Regions from separate parts of the Mus musculus genome. Here all the other regions are linked to region 1. Evidence: chromatin loops called from intact Hi-C (ENCODE). Cell type or tissue: heart. All regions are shown on one strand. Links, peaks and the distances in the headings refer to the core of each region. The heading gives the core; the rest is flanking DNA.

Region 1 (5,326 bases), core at 1,020-3,519:
TGCTCATAACAGCCTAAAGGGACTAAAACACTGTGGCACATAGGCATGGAAGACACTGTTGAGCTGGTTTGGGGGATGATGGAAGCTGGAGAAATTCTGGGCTAGAACAGATTAGACTCCTAAACTCAAGCAGTGATCTAGTGAGGGTTATGATCAGGTTGTTGGCGGACACCTCCACACAACTGCCAATCAGATCTGCCTGGGTGCAGATCTGTTGATAAGGAGGTGGGTATTGCATGTCTAGGCCCAGGGAAGGCTTCACTGTTTCTTTCTCTGGCAAGATGTGTGGGTGGCTTGACGCTCAGCACTCTTTCCTGCTAATGAGCTTAGAGCTTTTGCCCTAATAAACACTACTGTGTGTCACAGGGCTGACATGTGATGGCTTCCAAGGAGAAGTGTTAGCAACATTCACTACATTTGTTTGGTACCTTTTCTCCCATGTTATCCTTAATGTGAGATAGCCACAAGGACAGGGTGGATAGAACTGGCTCACCTTTGACCTCAGATTCTTGTTTAGAGTTTCTGGACTTACGCACCCCAGCCTTGATATTCAGAATTGAACGGCACCATTTAGATTTAGCCCAGAAGCTGCCTCCCAATTGAGCAGAATTCTGCATCCCATTATCTCTAGCCTGGCCCAAGATAGAAAGTCCTTCAAAGGCTTTTCTTAGCTTGCCTGCTCCGAGTCTAAGCTGTGAGTTTCTGTGTGCAAGTGTCTGCTCAGGCCTTAGAATCTTCTGTAGTGCTCCAGGGAGTTCTGGGGTCAGGTGACCTGGATTAAACTACAGGCTTTTCCTGAGAACTAGACAGATTACATAGCCCCCTATCTGTAAGGAGAGTAATACAACATACCTCACAGGATTGCTTTGCAAATCAAGTAAGACAACAAAAATAAAGTCTTCAGTTATTAAGGTGCCTGGCCCAGAGTACATGCCCAATGAATACATCTGCATATGAAGCCCTGCTGGGTGTGTGTTAGCACAAGCCCGGCACTTGGGAGACAGCCTCGAGTAGATCTCTGTGAGTTCAAAGTCGGTCTGGTTTACATAGTGAGTTCCTGGCTAGCCAGGACAATATAGTGATGAGATCCTGTCTAAAAGAATCAACAAAGTGGCTGGAGAGATGGCTTAACAATTAAGGCTGTTCTTTAAGAGGACCCAGGTTTAATTTCCAGCACCTACATGGCAGCTCCTGTCTGTAACTCCTGTTCCAGGGGATACAACACCCTCACACAGACGTGCATGCAGGTAAAACACCAATGCATATAAAGTGCATAAAAATAAATTGTTTAAGAAATCATCACTGAAAGAAAGCGGGAAATGTGTATCACTGCTGTCTCTGGGTGCCAGGAATACCAGCTAGCTTGGCTGTGGGGGAAGCCAGAGTGCAGTAAAGGGACCACAATGGCTGATTCCTTGATATGTCACTGTGCCCACTTATCCGCCCAGCCCTCCTTCATGTCTGAAACCCTCCCCCATGGGATCACTCCTGCTCTGCAGGTGCTAAGTCTGGCAGGCACTTCTTTTGCAATGCTAGAGACCTTTGCTTCAGTTTTCTAGCCCTCCAGTCATTCCCCTGTCTCAGGCCCTTGGTCATCTACCGTAGACAAGAGTCTGTGGTCTTCTTGCAGCTTCTCATCAGAAAGGCCTTTCTGACTGGGATCCTGTGTGTGTTTACATCAAGAGTCGTAAGCTTAGGCTAGAGGTGGCTCAGTGGCAGAGCAAATCCTAAGCATGCCCATGGCTGTGGGCTCCACCCTCAGCACAGTTGTCAGGGAGGGCTATACTTACTATAGAGCTCATCATTCTCAACATACACGTTTTTTTCTTTCCTTACTAAATAGAAAAGTTCATCTTTTTCACTGAAGGAAGCACTTCATAGCTTTTTTTGTGATGTCCAATTTGCTAAAACCACTATAGCATTGTACTTTGGAACCATAATTAAATAAAAAATGATTTTATGACATTTTATTCTGTCTTTTTTTAAAAATTTGTTTATTTTATGTATGAGTGCTCTATCTGCATGTACACCTGTATGCCAGAAGAGGGCATCAGATCCCATTTATAGATGGTTGTGAGCCACCCTGTGGTAGCTGGGGATTGAACTCAAGACCTTTGGAAGAACAGACAGTGCTCTTAACTGCTGAGCCATCTCTCCAGCCCACATGTGTGTTTGTGTTTTCGTGCGTGTGCGTATGTGAGTGTGCGTTTTAACAGAAGCTAAAGGGGCTTTGGATTCCTTATAGTTACAGGCATCTTGTGCTTCCTGATGTAGGTGCTGGGATCCAAACTCTAGTCCACTGATAGAGCAAGCACTAACTGCTGAGCCATCTCTCCAGGCCCAAGGATAGTGTTGCCATTGGCATGTTTTGTGGGGCAGAAGAGTGCTTATTACACAGCCTTGGCCAACCTGGAACTTGCTGTGTGGTTTGATCATAGTCAGTCGGATAACTGAGAGAGTGACTAACTGACCAGTGAGTGGAAGCAGTAAACAACAGCACACATTACATCCTGGAAGGATGGTATGGGGCATCATGGACTATGGGCAATGTAAAACGTACACAGTGACTATTTGGGAAATTATCCACTTAGTGTTTCTGGGAAGCAGTTCACCTCTGGGTAGCTGAAACGAAAAAGGGAACCCAGGGTCAGGAGAACTACTGTATACCATACGTCACCATCTGCTGTAAGGGCTCTCATCTCTGACCTTGTCCCTGATTCCGCTGACTTTCATGGCACATCTCAAAGCCCTTCAGTGGCTCTCATTTCTGTCTTGTATTCATTGACCAGATCCAACCCTCCTCTCTTCCCTGGCCTTAGCTCTTTGTGGAGCAGGTAAGGCCTATGTGGTCCATTTCATAGCCTGTTAACTGTTTGCTGTTCTCTTCTGTTAGGGAGGCTCTTTACACACACTCTGTGAGACTATGTTATCCCTTGCCTCCTTCAAGACTTTGTTCCAGGGGACTGGAGAGATGGCTCAGCTCAGCTGTCTATAATTCCAGTTCCAGGGCATCTAAAACTTTTACACAGACACAGATAGACAGAAACAGACAGGCAGGCAGACAGACAGACACACGCACACACACACACACCACCGTGGACAGAAACTGTGAGAGGGGTGATGTGGGGGGAGGGGTCCGATTTGCCTTCTTAGCCTCATGGAATAATAAATTCTATGGGGTTGTATTTGAGTAGATAAGAGGCAAGCAGTTCACTATCTTACTAGGTAATTAGTTTATAACACCACTTCTAGTGAGACTAGTGTAGTACTTCAGGCCCTTAGGCGTTTGCCTATAATTATTTTTATAATGTATCACAAATTGCTGGGACTGCTAGTGTGGGCTTTTTCTTTTTTTCTTTTTCACTTTTGGCCTTTTATTCTCCCCTTGGCCTTCTAGTCTCTACAAAAGATGTAAAGAGACTTAAAGAAAAAAAGACCCCCGCCCCCAACCCCAGGCTCCCCCCCCCCCCCCCCCCCCCCGCTCCCGGCCGGAACCTTGCAGTTGGGGAAACGTTAGCTCTCCGGTGGTGTTTTTGCGGGCTTCCGGTGCCGCTCCAGCCTGGGCGAGAAGAATTGCCAAGTCAGTTCCGGCAGAGAGCGCAGCGAGCTCGGGAGTGTGGCCTTCTTCGCCCCGGGCCCCTCACGGCCTCGGCCCGCGCCGGGTGAGCCCGAGGGGCCCGGGAGCAGCCTCGGTCCCTACTCTGCGGACGCCAGGAGCCCTCGCCCTCGAGGCAGCCACCGGCTAGGCCACGCGGCCATTCCGCAGCGACTCTTGCCCTGCCAACGATGCGCCTGCATGGCGGCGGCCTCCCCGACTCCACCGGCGCCCTCTCTCCAGGGCCGGGCCCACCGAGGAGTCCCAGCCAGGCCTTCGAGGACGCCTCGAAAGTGGCGGCGAGCGTGGCATGACGGGAAGAATGGCATCCACCTGAAGGCCAAGGCTGGGCCTTCGGGGCTTCTGCGGCCTAAGGCGGCGGGTCTGAGCAAGAACACTCTGCCATCGCCGGCTCGGGACGGGAGGCCCACCCGTGGCCGAGCACGCAGACCTGGATGAACCGAGGCCTCGATGGGCCTGGACGAAGGTGAGCGGGGCCCCGAATCACGGCGAGAGGAACGATCGATTCTTGGGCCGCGGGTCTTCCCTCCACCCGAGAGAAGCCGAGACGCGACAACCGCAGGCGGCCATTCGGAAACGCTGTCGCCGTAGAAGTCCTGTGTATATAATATGAAAAAGCTGCTCTCAACCTTTCCCCCGACCCTTTTTAGACTTCTGGCTAAATCTGGACGTCTAACTGTAGAGATTGCCGACGCAGGGTAAAGGAGAGGTAGGAGATGACGTGAATACCCAGTCGCCATAAAAAGAAGATCGTGGACACGTCTTCTGCAAGTGATTTTGAAATGGAATTGTTTAGGCCGCCTCTAGAAAGACCCAGGAGCGACACTCGTCCCTGTTTGTTCAGTACCTTAGAGGATCCAGCAGGAGGAAGAAGAGGCCCGGAGCCAGATTGGTCGTGTGAAGAAGACGTGTCTCTCTTTTTTATCCTATTGTATTGTGTATGCATTTTAGTCCTCATTTCTTACCCCCCACACCATGTTTGCGTGTGTGCCTGTGTGTGTGTATTTGAGTGTGTTTGAAAATGCCAGGTTTTGGGGGTAATGTCTTTCTAGCTGCTCTGAAGTGCCTGCCATATTTTATAAGTAGTAAACATGCTGTAAATACCTTTTTGTTAGGATTCATTTGAATTATTGTTTGGAGAAGAAAAGCCAAACCTCTCCTGAGTTGACCGCATTGTGTTTGTGCCCTGGTTCCCAGAAGGAAATCCAGAGCTCTAAGCTACTGTGGTCCGTGAGTGGAAAGGAACCACTATCTCCCACTATCCCATTTTGTTTGGCTTTTCTTTGTACATAGTGTATGTAAAGGACAAAGGGGTCCTAATTTACAACATCTAGTCACTCTAGATGTTAAAGAGGTTGCCAGTGTATGACAAAGTAGAGTTAGTAGAACAACACTTTTTTTTTTTTTTTTTTTTACATTTTGTGTTAAAGTTGTAATTACTCTTGTTACGTGTGCCATTTACTGACTGCTGTGTATATAGTGGACAACAGTCCTTACTTGAAACATCTGGTCTATCTAGATGTTTAGAAGTGCCCAACGTATGTTAAATGTAGAGGTAGTGAAATATCACTTTGTAAATATCTTTTTGCAAACACTCATGAGTCGTTGTCTTTGGGGAGTGGGGTGATGAGCCCTCTGAGCAGTACTGTCTTTACTTGCTCCGGGGTTTGGAGGAGGTGTTGGGAGGCAGTGACAACGGCCATGTAGTGT
Region 2 (5,326 bases), core at 1,087-3,586, 82 kb after region 1:
CAAGCCCTCATGCTTACACAGCAAGCACCTGTAGAATTTTAATCCAGCAACATGGCTGCTCCAGCGAGGGATCACATCCAAAGGCCTTCTAGGTCTATGTGATCCGGCTGGAATGACATTCCTTTAATCCCTTAGTACATACCTTAATCTCTTAACAATGATGGTAAGGAAGGTTAGTTTATAGAAGGAAGCAGGTTGGTCTGAAAGTGACATCTAAAATTAAGGGGCAGACAAAGTGTTGAATCAGAGAAAGATTTGACAGGATGAGTCAGAGATTGGACATGCCCAACTCACAGGAGAGCAGCACTGGAAAAGAGACTACTTAAGAGCAGAGAGGGAAAAAAAGGTGTGGTGGTGTGTTGGGTTTTTGGCAGTTTAACAGGACAGTTTGACAGACATAGGTGAAGACAGAATGAGCCAGAAGATTAGAACAGAGTGCCAAGAGCCGGGTGTGGTGGCTCACGCCTTTAATCCCAGCACTTGGGAGGCAGAGGCAGGTGGATTTCTGAGTTCAAGGCCAGCCTGGTCTACAGAGTGTGTTCCAGGACAACCAGGGCTATACAGAGAAACCCTGTCTCAAGAAAAGAAGAAGAAGGAGGAGGAGGAGGAGGAGGAGGAGGAGGGGAGAGGGGGAGGAGGGGGAGGAGGAAGAGGAGGAGGAGGAAGAGGAGGGGGAGGGGGAGGAGGAGGAGGAGGAGGGGGAGGAGGAGAGTGCCAAAGTTAGTATGAGGCCAAGCAGAGCAATTCAGTCAGAAGCCAAGAGAAGCTGAATGAACCCGGTCATTCTGGAAGACTTAGTTGTCCGGAGGAGGATAGAAGCCTAGAACTTCGTGGGCTGCCCAGAGCTGTGGACTCACAATGCTTGGGTACCACGCTCATCTCATCCCATCATCCCAAGCATCCTTACCAACCGCTCCATCTCCCTAGCTCTGAAAGCTCTGTCTTTTCCAGAGCTTGATTTACTCCACCTGACAACTGTGAGGCAGGCACTATTTATTGCTGGGGGTGTTAAAGCAAAGAAAAGATGTTTCCTGACACCTGATTCCGACACTCTAGACAGCAGCTAGTCAACAAAGATATACTATAAACTGTATGTGTAATTTAAAAATTTCAAAGTAGTTGTATTTTAAAAGTAAAAAGACACAGGTAAAATTTAATAATATAGTTTATTTGACCCCCATATATACAAAATTACATAACATACTCAAATATGTAATAAATACAAAATATTTTTCTTTTCCTACAGACACATGCGTAATTCTACATTTTAATACATCTCAATTTCGGGGTATTTACCTTTCAAAGATTCAGTAAATACAAGAAGCTAATGGCCACCATCTGGGACATCGTTAATTACAGTTTACTTATTAAACTTTTTTCAAAGATGTATTTACTTATTTTATGTATTCACCGCTGTTCTTTTCAGACACACCAGAAGAGGGCATCAGAGCCCATTGTAGATGTAAGCCACCATGTGGTTGCTGGGAATTGAACTCAGGACCTCTGGAAGAGGAGTCAGTGCTCTTAACTACTGAGCCATCTCTCCAGCCCCCCACTTATTAATCTTAAAGTTAAAGTAGTACCCACTGAATCTCTTTCTCTTGGTTTTCGAGGACAAGCAAAAACAATGACAAAGAAGCCCTGAGCACTTGTTTGGGGGCAGGAAAGTCTGAAGACTCTTGCCCAAATACTTTGTCCTTCTCAAAATAAAGTGAAATCAATTGCACCTATGCAGGCGACAGTATATGTGTGTGTGTGTGTGTGTGTGTGTGTGTGTGTGTGTGTGTGTGTGTGTGTGTTTAATGAGATTCTCAGCTCAATTTATAGCTCAGGAGGTGTCCTTTAGCTCTAGGATTACGGGCTTGAGAGATCTTTTTAAAAGTAATTGGAGCCCCTGTCCCGCTGTCCCACCCAGGGCATCCGCCCAAGCTCCGACAATCCCCTAGCCAACCATCACCCTCCTTTACCCAGGACTGTCAGCGCTACCCCCAGATCCTGCCTGGTCAAGTAGGGACCAGCATCTACCCTAGGAGGCGCAGGTCACCTGCACGCCAGGGCGGTCCTTCGGTTGGGGTGTCTCCGCCTTTATCTCCTTAATCGAGGCCGGACTCTCCTTGTCTTCCTCTGATCTGGAATCCGATCCCGACTCAGATTTCGACTCTGTCGTGTCCGACTTGTCCGCCGGCTCCAATGGGGACCTTGCAGTGCCGCCATCCTTAGTGTCAGTAGAGCTGATGTCTACGGACTTCCCCAGATCAAACTTCACGTGACTGGTAGAGGAGGCGGCTTCCGGATTCGCGGATCGGTTCATTTCCGGCCACCGAGGAGCTTCGCGGGTCGAGGTAAGCTGGGCTTGCCCGCAGCCTGTCCTGAGTCCGCGTCCCGCTGGGGTGCCCGGGCCCTGCCCTTCAGCGGCCCTCTGTTACCTCCTTCCGGTGCAGACGCAGGCGAGGCGCCGGACTGCGAAACAAAGGGGGACGCCAACAGCCGTAGTCATGGCGGCGCCGCAGCCCAGCCAGGACCCCCAAAGCCCCGCGGCGCCTCCCGAGCAGCAGGAAGGAGCCGGCGACTGTGCGGCCCCGTCGCCCGATTCCGGGAGCTCCCCGGCCCCGGAGCTCCCCGGCGCGCCCGCAGCTTTGAACACGGCGCCCTACGCTGACGCCGCCCTGCGGCCCGGAGCCTCTCGGCCCGGCCCCGAGACCTTTCGCCAGCGCTTCCGGCAGTTTCGCTACCAGGACGCGGCCGGGCCCCGGGAAGCCTTCCGGCAGCTGCGGGAGCTGTCCCGCCAGTGGCTGCGGCCGGACATCCGCACCAAGGAGCAGATCGTGGAGATGCTGGTGCAGGAGCAGCTGCAGGCCATTCTACCGGAGGCGGCCCGGGCTCGGCGGCTGCGGCGCCGCGCGGACGTGCGCATCACCGGCTGAGCGGCGGAGCCTGGGGCTCCCTGGACTGACACCCTACCCCTGAGTTAATAAAAGTTGAATTTTGACAGCTCCCATGTCTGCTGTGTCTTGCGTTCGTTCTTTATTTATTGGGTTTATTTTACGAACTTGTTGCCCACCTTTCCAGCTGATAGCTAGAGGATTCTGGGAACCTGTAAGATTAAGGCTTTTGATTAGCTATTCCTGGACCACTGCATTTGCGCGAAGCTGTGCCCTTAGGCAGGAAATCTACCTAGATCTAGACCACATTCAGTTTTTCTAAACCTGCATGAGTTTTGTTTTGCAAAAGGCCATGTTAATGAGGTTTCAGTTTTCTAGCCTTCTATTCTCCCCTCTGCCTCACACTATCTAGTATCCGAGCTTCAGCAGATGGCAGTACACAGCGGTTTCGAAGCTGAGCAGTAAAATAACTGGCCCTATTAAATGCTTTATTTAGTTGGTTGTTGTGACTCATACTTTAAACCTCAGCACTCAGGAAGCAGAGGCAGGAGGGTCTCTGAGGCCAGCCTGGTTTTTACATAGTGTGTTCCAGCCAGGGCTATGTAGACCCTCTCAAAAACAAACTCAAGCAACAGAACTGATATTGCCAAGGAAAGCGAACTCTCGTTTCACTTTATGCTTAAAGATCAGTAACTGGAATCAGTACAACTGGACAACAGTGTTTTCCCAGTAATCTTGTTGGAAATAGCCTCTTCTTCCAACGGTTACCTGGTAAGTTTTTTTTTTGAAAACAGCTTTTCTCAGTTTTTCTTTTGAGAAGTTGATGTGTACTTTACATAATTTCCACTTAACTTCTCCATCTCATATGACCTCTACTTTCACATTTGTTAGACACACACACAGAGTATCCAGTGTCCTGTGACAGGGACTGAGAAGGCTCGGCATGTTTCCTTGCCTTAACCTATATGGGTCAGGGCCTCCTGTCTTTCTATATACACGTGTTGGTCATTTGAGAAATGTTTTGCATAAAACTATTTAGCGTTCATGACCTTAAAAACAAACCAATGGCCATGACGGAAATGTGTATCATGAAAAGACGCCTCGGACTTCGGACTCCTTGACACCGATGCCCATTCCTCTCCTTTATCAGCCTCTCATGAACTTCCTCTGTGAGAGAACTCCCTGGAGTGAGGCACACTTGTGAGCAAGACTTCCCTCTCTGCCCCATTTTTTAAACCAATGAGTAAACTCCTCAATCTCCAATGTTCCACCTGCTCAATGGTTTCCCCCGGGATGAGCCTGGAATGCATGAGTAATACGAACTTACTGTGAGGCTCCTGTTTGAATTTTGCAATGAAATGAAGACAACCAGTTTTGAGGATTCTGCCCAGGCATGGGTGTTAGTTGAGGGGTAGTTCAGGTCTATAGGAAGCCTGGGTTTGTTGAACGCAGTAGGTAAGTCTCAGTCTAGGGAAACAGCCTGTCCTGCCTTGCACTGTGTCCAGCAACCAAAAATGCAGTAAACCTGCAGCTTCCACTGCAATGTGTGAGCCACACTTGAACTCAGGACCTTCAGAAGAGCAGTCAGTGCTCTTAACCGCTGAGCCATCTCTCCAGCCCCCGGCACTTTATTTTTTAAGACAGGGTTTCTCTATGTAGCCCTGGCTGTCTCCGAACTCGCTCTGTAGACCAGGCTGGCCTCAAGCTCACCATAATGCATAAAACATTTAATCCTTGCTGGGTTATGGTGGTATACTCGGAGACCAAGACAGGATCATTTTAAGTTTGAAGCCCAACTTTGGGTTGCATAAGCTCAAGGCCAGCCTGGACTACATTGCAAGACTTTGTTTAAAGAACAACCAGGTGTGGTGGTACAGGACTTTAAAACCAGCACTTGGAACAGAGACGGGATTTCTGGGAGTTCTAGGCCAGTCAGGGCTATATAGTGAGACTAAACTAAACCAACAAAGCCCACAACCTTTTATACTTCAGTAATGTGACTGACACATAGCAACAAGAACCTGTTTTTATTTTTCCAGATACAGAAGTTTGCATGTTTTGCAAATATTGCTTGAAAGCAACACTCATATGTACAGTGCCTTCTGTCTAATAGCGTGTAAACACAGATACGTATCCACAGTGCAATGTTGGCTCAGCCAGGATCCACCTTGCATACATACTAAAGAATGACTGATCAAACCAGAACTGTTTTGTCAAGGTGACTTTCTATAGGTGGATAGGTTTTTTTAACAGACAGAACATAGGTAGTGCACATCTTTCTAAATGATAACATTGTTTGCAACAGATTCCAGTGCTCCAACTTAGGGGTGAATTCACTTTGACCCAGGAACTGGGAGTGGAGCCCCTCAACATGGCTTTAAGTTAGGGAAGAACTGAGGTTATCAGAATATGGGGTTTCTGCTTTGTTTCCCTAAAAACAAGTA
Region 3 (5,326 bases), core at 1,941-4,440, 92 kb after region 1:
TTCAGAGCTTGACTGTAATTCACAGAATCCTCAAACACAGACTTACAAATTTGGTCCATTAAAAATTTTAAATTCCATTTTATTTATTTTGTGCCTGTATGGAGCTCAGGGATGGGGCCGTCAGGCTTAGAGGAAGCAGCTTTTACTTGTGGACAGCGCTCTAGGCCTGGAGCCCACCTTTCCAATGGAAACAAATAACCAAGAACAGTAAGTAAACCATCATGAAAGGGTTTTAACTCAAAACTAGAAGAGATGCCTCAGCCATGAAATCACTGCCTTGTGTAAATCTGAACTTGATCCCCAGAATGCACATTAAAAAACCTGAAAGGCTGGGCATGTGAGCTGCCCTGGGGGTGCTGGGAATTGAACCCAAGTCCTCTAGACCACAGTACTCTTAACCTCTGAGCCTTTGCTTCAACTCTATCTCTCCATAACAGTGTAGTTCCCTCAGAACTTAAGAAAAATGTGCTCAGGTTGTAAAGGCGCTATGCTTCGTCCGTGGGGTGCTGAGGCTAAGCTTGCTCTTGGCCACTAAGCTCTACTTAGCTTAGCCCTGCAGAGTTCCCACTGCAGACGGACTGGACATGTGAAGCAAGACCCCTGAGAGCCCCAGACTTTGTAAGAAACTAAACATTTTCAAAGTTACATTTGTCCTCACTGAGGGGAGAACTAGTCCAGATGGGGCTGAAGAGGCAAAAAAACAGCTGTCCTTGGACAGCAAGGCTGTGAACTTCAGAAGGCTTCAGAGGGAAGCTCAAGACTGATTTCAAGAAAGGAAACCTACCGTCCAGCTCCTTCTCAATGGAGTCCATCCGGTGCGTCACCTCATCCTGCAGGGACTCCACATGTGTGAGCAGGTTGAACTGCCACTGGTGCTGAGAGCTCACCAGCCCTTCTCCACCTCTGTCCAGCAGCTTCCTTGCAGGCGTCTCTTCTGGCAAGACATTCTTGGAAATGTACTCTCTCACCTGGGGGGGGGGGGGCATGCAGTGATGTGTACATCATTGGGCAGCCAGCCAGCTTTTCTCCAACTAGTCAGCATTATAACCCTCTGAAAAAGCAGTTGTGCGCCCAACCTCCAGCTGCCACTCACAGTACAGCCTCAGGCCAGCACAGCACCCATGGGGCTCAGGCACCACAGCACCCATGGGCTCAGATGCTTCCTCTGGCTGGCCCAGCGCCCGGCCTGAAGCAGGCCTCTCAGAAGCCCAAGGGCTGCCCAGAGCAGTGCTAGTGATGGTTAGGTTATTAGAGTCAGTTAGTGAGGCCTGGCTGTCTCTAGTGAATATGTGGCCTTGGTGAGGTAGTTCCCCTATCGGCAACAAGGATACAGTTTTCCCAGGTAACATTAGGATGAAACTATGGTGCTGGTATACAGTCAGCTTACCAGGGGGTTCCCTTGATAAGAAAAAGAACTTGGAGATTTTACATTGTGTTTCCACAGGACTGCTAGCCTTTTACTATAGTTTCAGATCTCAAACTTTTATTCATTTATTTAGGATGATAACAATTCATGGTAACATTTAGGGCTTCCTGTGTACAAAGCAATGTCCTGAAAGCTTCCTTGGATCTGATGAGGAAAGCCAAAACCAAAGTGACTGAACCTAGACTTGAAACTAATCTGCTACAAAAAGGCTATCCTCACACCCTAAGTAGACTTCCATAGACACTGGCAAGGACAGAAGCTGCAGGTGCAGACCACACCCTGGGAGCAGAGCTGGGATGCCGCCTCTTGGCAAGACACAGCAGTGCACTTAAGCTGCTGAGGCCAATCAATCCATAGGCTAAAGTGGAAGAAAGTAGGGATGACAGGGGCAGAGACCTGAAACCACACAAGGCCTCTTGCACAGAAGAGAGGCACAGTGGCACTCATGAAGAAGTAAAAATGGAGACTCTGGCATGCTACCTAGCATTCAGAACAGAGTTACTTAATAATGACAGAAACTAAATAACAAACCAAACATAAGGCTAGATCCTGGGGAAAATGCTCAGAGTAGCAAAGACTTTAATGACGGGTCTGGGAAAAAAAATAAAATTTTCTTAAAAACATTGTTATCTAACAACATACTTGACTTAAGTTCATGCTAATAATTTAGCACCTAGGTACAATTACGATGTAAATGATATTAAAGAAAAAAATTTCCTTATAGTTTTTCCAAGTTTGAATCAACTTCTAAGCTTCTCCTCTCTCTGTTCCTGACCCTGCAATTGTGCCATTTTGTGAAATTTCCTGGGACTAAAGGAGGTCCCTTAACTTTGTACACATCTTAACCTTAAAACAAAAACAAACAAAAACCAAAAGCCCTCTCTCTGATGAGCAAGTTTAATATGTCTATGAAGAAATGTCTTCCACAGGAGGTTGGCCCAGGACTCAGCAGCACAGCCATCAAGGAAGGAGTAAGTACAGGCAAACACCTACCTTTGGGGAGCTGGGTTTGGGATCTATGTCGCCTCTGCTCCTGTCTTGGTCGATGGGCCAGCCTAGGCGAGGGGAGAGGGAGTCGTCGCCGTTCTCACAGAGGGGGCTGACTGCAGCATCAAGGGCAGAGCCTCTCGTCTCCACGACCAGCCTCTGCTCCACAGCGGGATAATAGGCGCGAGGTTTCTGGTAGCAATGCTCACTGGTGATGTAAGACTCCTCCACAGATCGGGGCAGGGGCGATGGCTTCTCCACCGCCCCATTCAAAGTTCTATAGCTTGGGGACTCCTCGCTCCTGGCGTCTGTGATGTGGATGTGTCTGGGATGTGCTCTTCCCTCCCCCGAGTGCTGTTTCCAGGGCTGGCACCATAGCTGCAGATCAGGATGCTCTCTGCTTCTGTGGGGATGGCAACAAGAAACAGCGTTGAGAGTAGCAGGTACCACTGCAGAGTTCCTCTCATAAACATTCTCCAGTAAGGGACAGTGGCCTCTACCTGGGATATCTACCCACTTACCACACTGGGATGTGAACCTTCAGTCTCTTAGGAGGCCACTTCCCTAGGCTCCCACTGCAGGCACAGTGGATGCAACTAAACTTGGTTGCTCAACAGCAGCCAGTGAGCTCAGGCTCCTTCTGGCTTCTTTTGGAAACTAGTGTTACTAGTGGAAACTGTCAGCTACCAGCTCTGACTTTAAAGGTGCCTCACGCCACGCCTGATACATCACGCCACGTCTGATGCTCAGAACCACATGATAGAAGAGAACCAATTACCAAAAGATGTTCTTCTAACCTGCACACATATGCCGGGGCACATGCACTCATAAATACAACACAGTAAAAGCAAATTTGGTTTACTAACAAAAACCTAAACTCAATCAACTGCCAAAGTAACCCTGGCATGTGACAGCACTGATAATCACCCTGGCATGTGACAGCACTGATAATCACCAATTATCAACCAATTATCAACCACTAAAGTGCAGTAGTGCTGGGGTGAGTATGGATGGCCATTAATCATATTTTTTTTTCTTTCTTTCTTTTCCCGAGACAGGGCTTCTCTGTGTAGTCCTGGCTGTCCTGAACTCACTTTGTAGACCAGGCTGGCCTTGAACTCAGAGATCCACCTGCCTCTGACCCCAAGTGCTGGGATTAAAGGTGTGCACCACCACGCCCAGCATTTCTTTAAATAAAAAAATTACATTCTATTTTCAGCATTCCAAAGAAAAAAGTGGCCAGGGTCAGTAAAGGGTAGAGATGCCATCACACAGGAGGACAGGCTCCTCTCTGCATCTGATGCAGGAGGACTGCATGAGTGTCTGCACAAAACACTGTGAAGGACGCCACAGTCCCCTGGAACCATTGCTCCTGGACTTCTAACCCAACAGAGTCATTACACTCATCTATTCCATCTTACACAATTATAAAATTGGAAAACAAGAGAAAATATTTCAGTTTACTGTTCTAGGTGGGAACAAGTGCATGGAAAGTATGTGGAGGTGTGTGTGTGTGTGTGTGTGTGTGTGTGTGTTGGGCATGGCTGTGTATATATGTATACATGTGCTAGGAACTGAACCCAGGGCTTTGAGCACACTAAGCAAGCATTTACTTACTCTCTCAGCCCCAAATTAACTATCTGTCTGCCTGTCTGTCTATCTATCTATCTAAATGTATCATCATTTTTAAGATTTATTTTATTTTTAAATTATATGTCTGTGCCCAGCATTTGTATGTGGCACACAAAAATGTAAAACTGAGGAGGTCAGAAGAGGCCTGGAGTTGGGGAGTTACTAGCAGTTGTGAGCTGTACAAAATAGGTGCTAGGAGCCACACATGGATCCTCTCCAGGAGTCATGCACACTCTGGGCTGTCTCCCCAGCTTGCTTCCTGGAGCAGAATTTGAATGCACACACACACTTTTTAAACTAAAAAGTGACTCACTTCACCTTTCAGTTCTCACCTGCTCACCTTTCATTTCACAAGTACGGAGAACTTCTCTTACAACCTTTGATCACTACAAGGAAGAAAGAGAAAGGTGGCGGCAGAGGGAGAGAAAAGGGTGATAGTGAACGGTGGCTGGGGAGCACAGTGAGTGCAGTGGGGTGACAGTGTCCCCAGAGCCCAGGTGGAAACAAGTGGCTACACAAATCCAGCTCCAGAAGGCCCAGAACCTCTGGATGAGCAAAGCTCTGACAGCGACAAGTAGGTGTTAACAACGGCTCGCCCAGAAGAATTTTTAAAACTTTTATTTTTAAGGGGGCAGAGGGTAGCTCAGCTGTTGGGCATGGCTGTGTATATATGTATCACTTGGCTGTTCTTCCAAAGGATATAGGTTTAACCCACATGGCAGCTCACAACTGTCTGTAATTCTAGTTCCCGGGATTCAGCACCTTCAGAGACGAGACAGAGATGTAGGCAAAAGCACCAATGCACATAAAATAAAATCAATAAATCATTTCTTAAAAAGTATGTGTGTACATGTGTATGCATTGATGCTCTCAGAGACCACCCATTGCATCTCTTAGAGCTGGGGTTATAACCATCTGGTTTTAAGTTGGCCAATGCTGGTACTGGAAACGGAACACAGACCCTCTGGAAGAGCAGCAAGAGCTCTTAACTGCTGAGCCACCTGCCAGTCCCTCTGGCAGCAGATTCAAGCTTCTTTGCCTATTAATCATGAGAGTTTAGGATGAAAGAATAAGCAAAATGTGAAATGCAAATACTAGACATTTTGCTTTAAAAAGGAAGGAAGTCGGGGGCTGGTGAGATGGCTCAGTGGGTAAGAGCACCCGACTGCTCTTCCGAAGGTCCGAAGTTCAAATCCCAGCAACCACATGGTGGCTCACAACCATCTGTAATGAGATCTGATGCCCTCTTCTGGTGCATCTGAAGACAGCTACAGTGTACTT

What was found. A loop is a pair of places that touch in the nucleus more often than their neighbours do. Peaks named below come from ENCODE experiments on the same cell type or tissue, not always from the same donor. Only the 100,000 strongest peaks of a DNase experiment are listed, where the experiment ranks them.
Region 2: a loop joins it to region 1, with 5 times the contacts of the local background. A loop is called at or near these places in 7 of 42 quality-filtered maps.
Region 3: a loop joins it to region 1, with 2.3 times the contacts of the local background. A loop is called at or near these places in 8 of 42 quality-filtered maps.

The regions. Positions count from the first base shown.
Region 1 is chr2:156,391,219-156,396,544 of GRCm38, reverse strand. All of the region lies in intron 2 of Gm14170 (a long non-coding RNA gene), which reads left to right. It overlaps Norad (non-coding RNA activated by DNA damage), which reads left to right and starts at 3,566. Exons shown (of 1, transcript NR_024329.1): 1 at 3,566-5,326. In heart, for the core only: a CTCF peak has its summit at 2,044 (motif pointing right); no DNase peak of the experiment used is centred there; H3K4me3 peaks cover 598 bases; H3K27ac peaks cover 882 bases.
Region 2 is chr2:156,309,518-156,314,843 of GRCm38, reverse strand. Scand1 (SCAN domain-containing 1) reads left to right here and starts at 2,140. Exons shown (of 2, transcript NM_020255.3): 1 at 2,140-2,342; 2 at 2,442-2,998. The coding sequence starts at 2,496. The coding sequence ends at 2,924. Cnbd2 (cyclic nucleotide binding domain containing 2) reads right to left here and starts at 2,371. Exons shown (of 13, transcript NM_027585.2): 1 at 2,045-2,371. The coding sequence starts at 2,311. Phf20 (PHD finger protein 20) reads right to left here. Exons shown (of 18, transcript NM_172674.2): 18 at 4,891-5,326. In heart, for the core only: CTCF peaks have their summits at 1,405 (motif pointing right), 2,037 and 2,692; DNase peaks (open chromatin) are centred at 2,293 and 2,743; H3K4me3 peaks cover 2,163 bases; H3K27ac peaks cover 1,950 bases.
Region 3 is chr2:156,300,273-156,305,598 of GRCm38, reverse strand. Phf20 (PHD finger protein 20) reads right to left here. Exons shown (of 18, transcript NM_172674.2): 16 at 2,420-2,816; 17 at 785-968. Among named protein-coding and RNA genes, the nearest start is that of Cnbd2, 9.5 kb to the left of the region's middle. In heart, for the core only: no CTCF peak of the experiment used is centred there; no DNase peak of the experiment used is centred there.